Linked DNA regions of Homo sapiens: region 1 is linked to region 2. A link is a contact called in ENCODE Hi-C data. All regions are on one chromosome and are shown on one strand. The core of a region is the stretch at or near the end of the contact, and the rest is flanking DNA. Distances in the headings are between cores, read along the strand shown.

What was found. A loop is a pair of places that touch in the nucleus more often than their neighbours do. Pooled maps may share reads with other maps.
Region 1: a loop to region 2 is called in a pooled map, with 11 times the contacts of the local background. The contact joins the promoter of IFT25 here to the promoter of GLIS1 in region 2. A Hi-C loop is called at or near these places in 1 of 168 maps with a recorded cell type or tissue (chondrocyte), 2 of 37 single-sample maps with no recorded cell type and 6 of 50 pooled maps.

Annotation. Positions count from the first base shown.
Region 1 is chr1:53,942,988-53,949,109 of GRCh38, reverse strand. It overlaps IFT25 (intraflagellar transport 25), which reads left to right and starts at 3,411. Exons shown (of 6, transcript NM_016126.4): 1 at 3,411-3,555. It overlaps LRRC42 (leucine rich repeat containing 42), which reads right to left and starts at 2,760. Exons shown (of 9, transcript NM_001256409.2): 1 at 2,561-2,760; 2 at 1,289-1,322. RefSeq lists silencers at 1-34, 2,445-3,514.
Region 2 is chr1:53,736,934-53,743,266 of GRCh38, reverse strand. GLIS1 (GLIS family zinc finger 1) reads left to right here and starts at 4,103. Exons shown (of 11, transcript NM_001367484.1): 1 at 4,103-4,162; 2 at 5,161-5,461. The coding sequence starts at 5,203. RefSeq lists silencers at 3,754-4,103, 4,114-4,283 and an enhancer at 3,969-4,687.

The DNA.
Region 1 (6,122 bases), core at 2,162-4,661, 210 kb before region 2:
TGTTTTTTTGTTTGTTTGTTTTTCTTTAGATTACCCACCAAATACCACTTATCTTTCTAAATGAGGAAAAAATAAATACAATTTTTTCCTGGAGAGTAAACCCACATCATTTGTCCAGAAGCCACTGGAGGAATTGACTTTGGTTTGGGAATCCTGGCGTCCTTTAATTTCTACTACTAAATCAGCACATCCTGCATTCTCCCAAAAAGGATCTTCCTGAGTCTATGAGGTATGTAACATGACCTAAGCATTAAATTAACATTTGAACCCTTCAAGGCTAAGAACCAGAAAGGCAAGAGAATTCTACACAAAACTTCACTACTTGGGTTCATTTGTCCCTCACTATTGTACTGGGTGGTGTATTACAAATGGACCTGGTCAGGAGACAGGGCCTGTTCTAAACCATGGTGAAAACTCCATCCAAATTGAAAAATTAAAATACTTAGTCACTACAACAATAACAATGCCCAATGTAGATCGTAGTAGCTGTATTATATATTGGATCAAGAGTAACAGCGACATTTTGATAGTTTCCCAGCCTGCTACAGGAAGGCAGCTTTGTAACCCATACGACAGCATAGAAAAATATTACAATCATGTATGTTCTAGCATTTGGTCACCACAAGCGAGCCAAAGTTACCACGAAGTGTACCATTTCATCAAATGAATGAAACACAGCTGTATTACATTAAAAACTCAGTTCTATACAGCTTTCTTGAAAAAGGCCAGACAAAATTATTGATAACTACACATGACAGTTTTTTAGACCTTGAATCCAGTTTCCCAAGCAAAAAGCATGACTATGCCAGTCAGGTGGACTGGGATTGTCAGGGAGCCCACAGGGTAAAATTGTGAGCTGAATCTACGGCTAATTTGAAGAGAAGAAGAAGAAAATATCTAACTTCAGTAGATAAAGTAAGATAAAAATCCCCTAAGAATAACAAGTTGTAGCAGTAACTATGATGTTTAATGATACTGGATGATGGCTACCATTTATTAAGCACCTACCAGTTGCCAAGCACTGTGTTAGGTACTATATAAAATGATCTCATGTAATCTTTAATGATCCTATGAGGTCAGTATTGCCTTTTAATAGACAAAGAGACCCACGGAAATAAAATAACTTACTCTAGAACAGAGCTAATAAGTGGCAGAGCCAGAATTCAATCTCAGGGCCGCATTACTCCAAAGCTCAAGCTCTTTCCTTGGCATGATGCTGTTTCTCAAGACTAAAAATATGACATCAACCTTAAGGATAAAAAAAATGTGAAAAATTAATCTCACCCACCTGTTCGATCCCTCTAGTATTCACTGGATGAAGCCTGGGGGGAGGGGGTGGGGATAAGATTAAAAAACAAAAGCAAACAAAAAAACAGTGCACATCTGGGGAAAGAGCTAGTGGGAACACAGCCAGGACATTTACAACGAGGCCTCCCTTCTTCCCTCAGCCAGGCCCAAAATGAGCTACATCCATATACCAGGAGAACATCTGCCAACCCATGGCCTTCATCCCAAGGCTGCAGACACTTTTGGTTTATCTGAAAATGCAGTATTCTTGGGAAAATTTCTAACATAAAAACCTAAACAGAAACTAAACTATGGGTAGTTCTAAACCACCAATAACCAACAATCCACCTTCATTGTTCTGTGTGTCCCCATTCTTCAATTTTCAACTTTCCTCACTACTTTTTTCCTATAATATGCACTTTCCTACCTGCCTTCTCACCCATACCCTTTCAGGCTCCCTACTTCCCTCCAAGAACATGCCAGTCTCTCCCACAACGTGACACTCTTACCAATTCTAGCGCTTCTCACACCAAAAATCCTAACCCCACTCCCTTCGCCCACCCCAGCTCTCCTGCCCCTTTCAACCTTCAGACCCTTCCAGCCCTTCCGAGCCCCTGGTGAAAGGTGGCTTGCTGTCCCACAGACCCAACCTTCCAACCTCCGATCTCCCAACCTTCACCTGCCTCCCCTTCCTTCCCCACACTCCTCCACCCCCCACTCCTCTCCTTCACCATCTATTCTTCCCTTCTTCCCACTCTAGGGGCTTCCCTCTCCTAGGACCCCAATCTCTCCATCCCTTTCCTTGCCTTCTGTTCTCAATCTTCAAGACCCTCTTCCTTCACGCCTCACTATCCCCAACTTGGCATTCCACACCCCCAACTTTTCTTCCCTGCCCCCAAGACCCCACCCTCTCTATTCCTATCCTATCTCGTTTCCTCCTTGAACCCCTAAAATCCCATTCCCTTCCCCCTTCCTTCTTCCCGCTCTCTCCCCAAGCATGCCTCTCCCCGAGTCCACCCAGGCTAATCCTGCTCCCTGTCCCACCCAGGCCCCGAACCCCAATTCTCACACGTCCCCATAGCCTGCCCCCGCACCCCTACGCCACCCTTAAACCCATCGCCCCCACCAGTATACCTCATCCTCCCCTCAACCCGCGCCCCGCCGTCCCTCTGGGGCGTCCCCTCCCCCACCCCGCCCCTCCCTAACACCCCGCCCCCGCTCCCACACGCAACCCGGGGCCCCGCGAGCGGCCCGGCCCGCGGCCGCCACCTACCTGTGCCCCTGCCCGGGGCAGCGAGCGGCAGCTCCTCGGTGACGGCTCCCTCCTCCCGCGGCCCGGCTGACGGGGAAGGGCTCAGCACCCCGGGCACAAAGCTAGGAAGGGTGGGACACAGTGAAGGTGGGAGGAGGGAGGGGGCTGGGGGCAACCAGGCGCCGTGGGACCGCGGGACCGGCGGGGGCGGGAGCAAGGCTGGGCCGGGGAGGCGCGCGTGCGCGGGCCCCGGCACGAAGGCGGGGCCGGACCTGGAGGCGGGGCCAGGCCCAGGGCAGGCGACCCGAGGGCCGAGGGTTTGGAACTCGCAGAGGTGGGCCCTGCGCGTGCGTGCTCGCGGGAGGGTGGGTCCCCTGGGTCCTGCGGGCCCCGGGGATAGAGCTGAGCTGGGGGAGGGTAGGCAGCGCGCGCCCCGGGACTGGCCTGGGGAAAGGCGCACAGGAGTGGTTTCGCATCTTGGCCCGCGAAGTAATGGGAGCCGGAGAGGGCGGGGCCGATTGTGGGCGGGGCCTGTGGGAGGCGTGGCGCTAAGAGCTAGGGGTAGGAGGGGCCGAGGCCGCCGCGAGGGGGCGGGGCTGAGGCGGGGTGGGGCCTCTGGGAGGCGTGGCGCGAAAAGCTCGGGGTAGGAGCGAGCGCGCCCGGGAACTCGGTGGAGCGAGCGCGCCCGGGAACTCGGTGGAGGCCGCGGTGGCGGGGTGGGGCGGGGCTGAGGGCAGGGCGGGGCCTGTGGGAGTCGTGGCGCAAAGAGCTCGGGGTAGGAGCGCGCGCCCGGAAACTCAGCGGTGGCCGCGGCGAAGGGGCGGGGCTGAGGGTGGGACGGGGCTTGTGGGAGGCGTGGCGCGAAGATTTCAGAGTTGGAGCGCGCGCGACCCCGGACTCCACGGAGGCCGCGGCGAGCAGGCGGAGCTGCGGGTCGGGACGCTCTGCGTGGGGCGGGGCGCAAGGGAGGTTTCGAGCCCGGAAGGTCCGGCGCCCAGAGCTAACGGGAGTCCCAGGTGAGCGGGTAGCGGGGTAGGCAGGCTGGCACCAGAGGGTATGGGGGCCTGGCCGGGCAAGGCAGAAGGACGGGGATGTTGGTGGGAAGGGAGCAACAGTGGAGGGGTGGTGAAGAGACGCGCGGCGGGAGGCGTGGAAGGGCCGCGGCGGGAGGTCTGACGCGGGCCCGCCTTTTCCTCTAGACCCTGGAAGCGCCACTACCAGCCCACGAAACTCTTTGAGGCCAGAAATAGCGTCTTGACCCCCCAAAAGGGAAAACCAGTTGTAAATCGAAATTAATTAGTCTACCAAAATGTAATGTAAGCTGTCAGCCGCAACGTAACACATCTAGCTATAAATTGTACCTAAGGTCGGGGGCATTTATATATTCTTTACATAATTTGGGGCGGGCCTCCACAAGTCTGAGGCTTTAGGGCCTTGAACTGAGGAGGAGGGTTTGGGATGGAGGTGAGAAGGTGGTGCCAGGGCTGGTTTGCCTTGGAAGCCGTGGCCCTGGCCCCTCGGAGACAGAAGCCTTAGGCCGGGTCCGTGTTTTCTAAAGTACACCACGTTCCCAATGGATGATGCTTGAAGAAAGAGCGTGAGGAGTCCAGCTGTAGCACCAGAACCAAGGGAGCTGGTCAGGGAGAAGGTCCTCTAAGGACTTGACCTGAAGAGGTTTGGGGAAAGAAGGACCACAAAGGGCATGTGAGCTAGCGATGAAAGGGTGAACTGGGGACGAAACCAGTGGCACTGGTTTAGAAGACAGGATAAGGCATCAGGGAATACCAGGGTCAGGGATTGTAAAAAATGGAAAGGATAGCACCCCAGAGTGTACCACCTTTGGTAAACTGCGGCCCTGAGGAAATTGCCTTGCTCTAAAGGGGTGGGGGATTAGACTACCTCCCAAACCTGCACTTTGTTTTGTTTTTTGGAGACATAATCGCTCGTCGCCCACGCTGGAGTGCAGTGGCGCGGTCTCGCCTCACTGAGCCTCCGCTTCCTGGGTTCAGGAGCTTCTCCTGCCTCAGCCTCCGGAGTAGCTGGGATTACAGGCACCTGCCACCACACCCAGCTAATTTTTATATTTTTAGTAGAGACGAGGTTTCACCATGTTGGTCAGGCTGGTCTTGAACCGCTGGCCTCAAGTGATCCGCCTGCCTGGGCCTCCCAAAGTGCTGGGATTACAGGCGCCTGCCACCAGGTCCGGCTAATTTTTGAATTTTTAGTAGAGAGGGTTTTGGGGTTTCACCATGTTGCCCAGGCTGGTCTTGAACTTGTGAGCTCAAGCTGTTCGCCCACCTCGGCCTTCCAAAGTGTCAGGATTACAGGCGAGTCACCAGGCCTGGCATTGTATGGATTTCTCTAAGGTTGGTTGCCTCTTCTCATTAACTGCAACAAAGAACCTTAAAGAAAACCAAGTCTCTGCCGTTTCTACTTAAGTAATTCTACCCAAAACAGGAAATAGGAAGGGTAATGGTGAATATAGAAGGTGTGAAATGAGTTTTGTATTAAAGCATGTGTTTGCTTCTCTCAGAAAACTTAAGAATGTGAGGTAAGAAAAGAACTGAACATTTGGAGAGTACATTCTTTCCTATTCATCTGCTCCATATCAACCCTAAAGTGTAACTCTCTTTTAAAAAACAAGTTATCCGCCGGACACAGTGACTAGCTTCTGTAATCCCAGCACTTTAGGTGGCCAAGGCAGGCGGATCGCTTGAGCTCACGAGTTAGAGACCAGACTGGGCAACATGGCAAAACCCCATCTCTACAAAACAAAAAAATTAGCCGGCCGTGGTGGTGCATGCCTGTAGTCCCAGCTACTAGGAAGGCTGAGGTGGGAGGATCGCTTGAGCCCGGGAGGCAGACGTTGCAGTTAGCCGAGATCGAGTCATTGCACTCCAGCCTGGGCCATAGAGCCCAGACCTTGCCTCAAAAAAAAAAAGTTCTCTCCCTACATCTCCAACCCTCACATTTCCACCGCCAAATAGATTACTGCATAGTTTCCCCAGCTTTACACTATTTATACTTGGGACCAATAATTACTTGAGGATGTGCTGTCCCGTATATGATGGTATATTTAGCAGCGTTCCCTCCCAAGTTGTGACAGTTAAAACTTCAGATGTTTTGAAGTGTCCCTTGGAGGCCAAAATCTACACCCAGTCCAGTTGAGAACCACTGGAGTACAGGATAAAGTTCATTGCCATTAACCTGGCTTTTCAGATCTTTCATTATCTATTCCCAATCTACCTTTCCTAAAATCTGACTCAGCCTAAGAGAACTACCAATGCAGGAATCCTTTCTTTGGCTTCCTTCGTAGATTTCTTTGCCTTCTTCCATAGATTATGATCTCTTACCGACTTTTCTTGGACGTTTTCAGGGATGAAAGAAATTTAAAATCTTTACTTTGAACGAAAGTCCTTGTCTCTCCAAAGTCTTCCTGCTTAAAATGTGCATTTGTTGAGTCCAGTTCACGCCCCAGGAGGTGTAAAAAAAAAGAAATTTAAATCCTTTTTCCATTTGTGAGCACCACTGAGAGTAAAAATTATAGTCGCATTTCTATTTTTCACCTTTTTCTATGTAATAT
Region 2 (6,333 bases), core at 2,854-5,353:
AGGGTGGGGAAGCTCTTAGCTAGAAATGTAGGCAAGCAAATGAATTAGTGGTGAGTCTTTAATAATTCAATCAGCATTCAGTAAATATTTACCTACTTTGTGCAGGAATCTCTTCTAGGTTCTGAAGATAGAAAGGCAAAAAGCTGCCCCTGACCTCACAGAGGTCTCATTCTAGAGGGGGGAGACAGGCTGTTACACAGGCAGTTACAAAACTGTAATAAGTTCTCAGATAGAATAAAGCAGAGGATTGTGAAAGTGTGCAGGGAGAAAATAGCTATAGCCCCCTCGAGGATTCAGGGAAGGCTTGTGGGAAGGTGACACTTGGGCTGGGTATGAAATGATTCATAGGAAGAAGTAGGCAAGGTGAATAAGGGGAGAAAATATTAGCATAGGAGAAATCATATACAGAGCTATGAAGGCATGAATATATGTTCCGGATTCTAGGAGATGAAAACTATTCCAAGGTGCTTGGAACATAGGGTAGGGGTGGGAGCAGGGTAAGAAAATGGTTTGATTTTATTTAGATGGCCATTGGGAGCTATGAGATTTAAACAGGGAAGTGCCATGGTCAGATCTATATTTTTATTTATTTATTTATTTACTTATTTATTTAGAGACAGGGTCTCTCTCTGTCACTTAGCCTGGAGTATGGTGGTATGATCATAGCTCACTGCAGTCTCAAACTCCTAGACTCAAGGGATCCTCCACCTCAGCTTCTTGATTAGCTGATAGTATAGGTGCAGGCCACCATGCCTGACTATTTTTTATTTTATTTTTTGTAGAGACAAGGTCTTGCTATGCTGCCCAGTCTGGTCTCCAATTCCTGGCCTCAAGTGATCCTCCTGTCTTGGCCTCCCAAAGTACTGTGATTACAAGTGGGAGCCACTGTGCCCGGCCAGATCTATACTTTAGAGACTGATAAGGAGACCAGTGTGGAAAATCACTAATTAGGAGAAGGATGAGGATGGAGGCAAAAAGAACTTGGAAGAAATGTAGTAGTGAGGATGGAGAGGAGGAGGATTGTTAGTTAAATTTATGACAAGTCAGATATAGGAGTATGGGAGAGGAGGGGCTGAGGATGACTCAGATTTCTGAACTGGGGGAGTTGGCCATAGGGCCATTCACCCAGTTAGGGACATAGGAGTGAGGAGCAACGTCAGAGATGAAAAAATGATGTTCGATTTTGCAGATGGATCCTGATAGAGATATCCAGTAGACAGACTGTGGGAGGGCAGAAGAGAGTGTGAGTTGTAACACGGGTTAGTGTAAAAAGCAGACATTACTGTCTAGCCTGCTAAAGTGAGAAGCAGGTTACTGTGTTTCACTTTATTTTGTTTTTGACAATTAAAATATTAAGGAGTTTTATTTTAATACCAAAAATATAAAGGAAAAAAATGCAGCACATAATCCCACTGCTCAAATAACCCCTATTGAAAGACAGGGAGGGGCCGGGCACAGTGGTTCATGCCTGTAATCCCAGCACTTTGGGAGGCCAAGGTGGGCGGATCACAAGGTCAGGAGTTCGAGACCAGCCTGGCCAATATGGTGAAACCTTGTCTACTAAAAATACGAAAATTAGTCAGGCATGGTGGTGCGCGCCTGTAGTCCCAGCTGCTCTGGAGGCTAAGGCAGAAGAATCACTTGAGTCTGGGAGGCAGAGGTTGCCGTGAGCTGGGATTGTGCCACTGGACTCCAGCCTGGGCAGACAGAGGAGTGAGACTCTGTCTCAAAAAAGAAAAAGAAAACAAAAAAAAAAAAAAAAGAGAGAGAGAGGGAGGATAATATATACTTAGAAAACACAAATCAGTTCAGACAAGTATAAAAATGAAAAGTGCAGGCCTTCCCTCAGTCCTCCATTCCCTTAACCACTGTTAACAGTTTCTTGTGTTTCCTTTGTGGAAAAAAAAAAAAGCATATACCTACTAGATTCTGAGTATCTCCAAAGGGGTTCTGCCATTTACAGTGTTTAAGAGGTCTGTTTTATTGAGCAGATTAAACTTCTCATCACTTTGCCAGCCTTCACAAACCCACCTATTTTGGTCAGGTGGACCTGTGAGCTCACTGAGGGGAAGGGGAGGGGGCGGGTTCTGTGTTTCTGTGTCCCTAGCTCAGGTATAGGGGCTGGCCCAGGGTAAGTGCTCAAAAGAATAATGGAAAGAGCTGTTTCTTCATCTGGAAATTTGGAGGGCCTTTGCTTTCAGGTCCAGTTGGTTAAATGACTCATTCAGCAAACGTTTTCAGAGTCCCGACTAAATGTGCAGCGCAGTGCTTGTTGTGTGTGTGTGTGTTTTGCAGCGGGGCGGCGGGGGGGGGCATTGTGGGGGGTGGAGGGAGGGCAGAGGACTTGGATCCTGGCCTTACTGAAGAGAAGAGCAGAACTAGAAAGGCCAGAGATCTTCCAACTTCATGCCTTTGGAGGGGGGAAGCTGAGGTCCAGAGTGAGGTTACCATTCGTCTAGAGCCACATGGCTTGTTGGCAGCAGAACCAGCTGTGACTCCACAAGAGTATGTGGTGGTGGGGGGTGCAGGCACTGAGTGAGGCGCAACCCTTGGCCTGTGTGTTATGGGCATGGTTGATTTACACCCTCTCCCTGTGAGCAGCAGAGTGGTTGGTACTGAAGGAACAGCATTGCCAGGAGTCAGGAAGCCTGGATCCCGGGGCTCTGCCACCCTCCACCACATTGACACAGGCCAGTCACGTCCTTTCTCCTCTGAATGGAGGGTGGGTCTAACTAAAACCTCAAAGTCTTTCTTACTATTATTACTCTAATTGTTAGATACTATTTTAAACAAATTATAGGAAATCCAATTTTATGATTTTGAAATTCTAAAATCCTGGTTTTCCAGGATTCTGAGGATGCTGCTTGGGGTCGGTTGTTCTGTGCAGAGTCCTGTGCTATGAACTTGACATGTTGTGTAGTCCAGAAGGGCTCCATATACATTTTCCAGTTTGAGACCAAGGTCAAAGAGACCAGACTTCAAAGGAGTTCGAAACCAGTCAGGCCCCTTGGAGCCAGCCCAGACCACCATCAAACAGTGCACAGGAGGCGCCTAGGTGAAATGCAGAAACCATTTCAGGGCTTGGCTGGATCCTTCGGTAGGCATGGCAGGTAGACCAGGCCTAGGCAAACACTGCCATTTTACACGGGAGGACTCAGGCTCAGAGCGGGGAACTGAGCCATTGCCTGCAGGCTCTGTGAAGCCTTACTGTTCTTTGTCCCGTGCTCTTCCTACACGTTGGGCAGGGCCCCCTGAGACACTGCGTGCTGTCTGTGGGGGAATCCCAGAAGGCAGGACAACAGAGTAGACCCCTAGAGTGGGTCTCAATCCCCAGATCTGTAAGGATCTCCTGGGAGCTCGCTAAAAGCCTAAGTGCTGGGGGCCTATTCCCCAAGACTCAATTGGAATATTTCCTAGTTGGGATCAGGCACCATTTTTTTATCTTTAACTTCAGAGTTTGAGACCTTTTACCCTGGACTCTTTCCGGCGGAAAACACAAAAACAAACGTAAGAAAGTGGGCTGAGAGGCCTGGGTTTGGGTCCCAAATTTGCTGCCCACTAGCTGTGAAATCTCTGCAAATTCTCCAGTGAGAGGGTTGGATTCTGCAAGAAAACTTTTCAAGCACTTTCGCATCTGTCCGCTTCGCGTTAGCAGACAGCGTCGTTCCCATCTGACGGAGGGGAAAACCGACCGGGAGAAGGGAGGATCCTGCCCGGGGCTAGTGGAGAGGCGGGCAGGGAGCCGGGTTCAGCCCGGCACTCCTCACGCCCAGCGCACTCCGCCGACCCCCGAGCCCAGCCTCTCTCGCCGCGGCGCCGCCCCGCCGTCCTGCCCGGCTCGGCCGTCTGAGAACAGCGGGCAGCGCGGGGATCCAGCCGGCCGCCGCCTGTCAAACCCTCTGCTCAGCCCCGCGTCGGGCCCCGCCCAGACCCCCAGGGGGGGATGCCCCGCCCTCGCGCCGCGATTGGCCTGAGCCGGGCGGCCGCGGCCAGCCAGTGGCTGGAGCGGCTGTTGGGCAGACGCGGGCCCGCCCCCGTCCCCCGGGGAACCGCCCCGCAGGACGCGGCGGCGGCGGCGGCGGCTGCGGCGGCTGCGGGGGCTGCTGCGCCAGTGGAGGCGCGCCGAGCCGGGCGCCCAGCGATCTGCAGCTGCCGCTGCGAGGTGAGAGGGGGCGCGGCCCGCGGCCGAGGGAGGGGCGTGTGCGGGGCCCGAGATCCGAGGCTGGCGTCCCGGCGACGCTCGAACCCCGGCAGCTTGGGGATGGCGCAGGGAGCGCGGAGGGGAACGGAGAGTTTGGGGGCCCCTGATGGAAGGGCTGAGGGAGGCTCTGTCGCGGCCCCCATCGCACGCGCGTGTGGCGAGAGCGTGGGACTGTGTGGTTGTGCGCTGCTGAGCGTCTGACCAGCGGCAGTGTGGGTGGCGTGTCCGTCCCCGGGCGTGCCTCGGCGGGTGTGCGGGTGTGTGGCGGCGGCCGCGTGGGCATTGCCCACTGTGCCGGTTTGCGCGCGCGACGGGCTCGATTCCTCCGCTGCGCATAGGAATGTGGGTGTCCCGGCTGCGCGTGATGGGTTCGCGTCGCAGGATTCAGCGCCCAGCTTGGGACTCCTGTTTTCCAGGTTCGGGTGGTCGCGGGTGAGTCTCTGGGGGTTTCCCTCGGGCCTTTGGGTTCGGGTCCCCAGCTTCTGCGCGCAGCTCGGCCCCGGAGAGTCGACGAAGCGCGCAGCCCGTGACCTACCCGGAGCCGTCTCCGGGGCTTCGCCCGAGCCCTGCTCTGGGAATCCTCGTTGCCGCCGGCTCCGTGTTCCACTGGGGGACGCGGAACAGGCGCCTTACCCGCTCCAGGCCTCAGTTTCACCATTCGTGCAAAGGAGGCTGGTTTCGGTGGAGGAGGATTTGGGTGGGACTTCGCGGTAATGCGCCGCGGCGCGGGGGCCTGGGGTCCTCCCCACACCAGGGAAGGGCGAACCGCTCCTGAGCGAGGGGGCTTTTGCGTGGAATCAGGTGGGTTTGACCTCTGATTGGGCTAGGTGTCGTGGTGCTAACCTATGTTAAAGACGCGCAATCCACCGAAGGGGCAGTGACCTGCTCAAACTCGGCCCCGGGACAATACGGGGGCCGCTTTCCGCATTCTAACTGGCTGTGCTGTCTCCCCTCCCCAGGAGCCCGGCGCGACCCCCAGCCGTGCGCCCCGCCCCGGCGCCATGCATTGCGAGGTGGCTGAGGCACACTCGGACAAGAGGCCTAAGGAGGCCCCTGGTGCGCCCGGCCCCGACCGCGGCCCCGCCAGCCTCGGCGCGCACATGGCCTTCAGGGTCACCGTGAGTGGCGGCGGCTGCGGGGACAGGGGCCCGCGGGACCTGCTAGCCCGGCCGCCTGCGCCGCCACCGCGCGCCCACGACCTCCTCCGGCCCCGCAGTCCCCGAGACTACGGTCCATCCAAGGCCGCCGCCGCCGGGAAGGGTGAGTTCGGCCCTGCCAACGTGCCTGGCGGCTCCTGTGGAGATTCGGGCTGCCCGGCGTCGCCACCGCGTGCTCGGGAGAGCTTGGTGGAACTTTCTTCGGAGTTCCTCAGTTTCTCTCTTATTGTTTGGGACTAGCTTGTCAGTGTGAAAGTATGCCTGCTTTGCGAAGCATCTAATTTAAATTCAATTAGCCCCGTTTGGGGAAATGTGTTTATAGAAAGCTCTCAGCTTACATAATTTTGCTTCTGTGTGTTTCTGATAAAGCTTGCATAGAAACTTGTCAAAATTTTATTATACATGAGGGCGAATAGCAACGCATATATTGGTATCTGTTTCTGAGCAGCTCAAGGCATAGTTTGAAGTATTTCAATCTCCTCAGCTGACAAAACCCAGAGGCCTTTAGCAAGACCCCTCTCCTTTTGGGACCTCAGTTTCCCCATCTGTCAAGTGAGGAATTAATTAAACCAGATGATTTCTGGATTCCTGATGGAAAATTTTCTGCATCAGCAATCCAGCCTAGTCACGTCCTAACTTAAACATGGCTTTTCTGTACTTGGTGCTTCGGCAGCCTAGTCTTGGGTCACAAGCTCCTTGGCAAGTCCCTTCGTCCCCCAGTGAAGCTGGCCACGGGAAGGTGGGGGTCCCAGTATGGCTTATGGGCTCAAAGTCGGAGATGGTGCTGGGATTTTCAGGAACATGCTCTTCTCATCACAGTTAATTATTATTGAGTCATTATTTATGAGTTTCGTGCTGACAGATAATTAACCAGGAATTGGAGAAATTGTTAAGATGCTGTGTCCTCGTCCTCCCCCCTTTTTTTTTCCCTTAGGGGAAACCAAGGCTTTGGGGTTTGACTATATCTGCATTTGG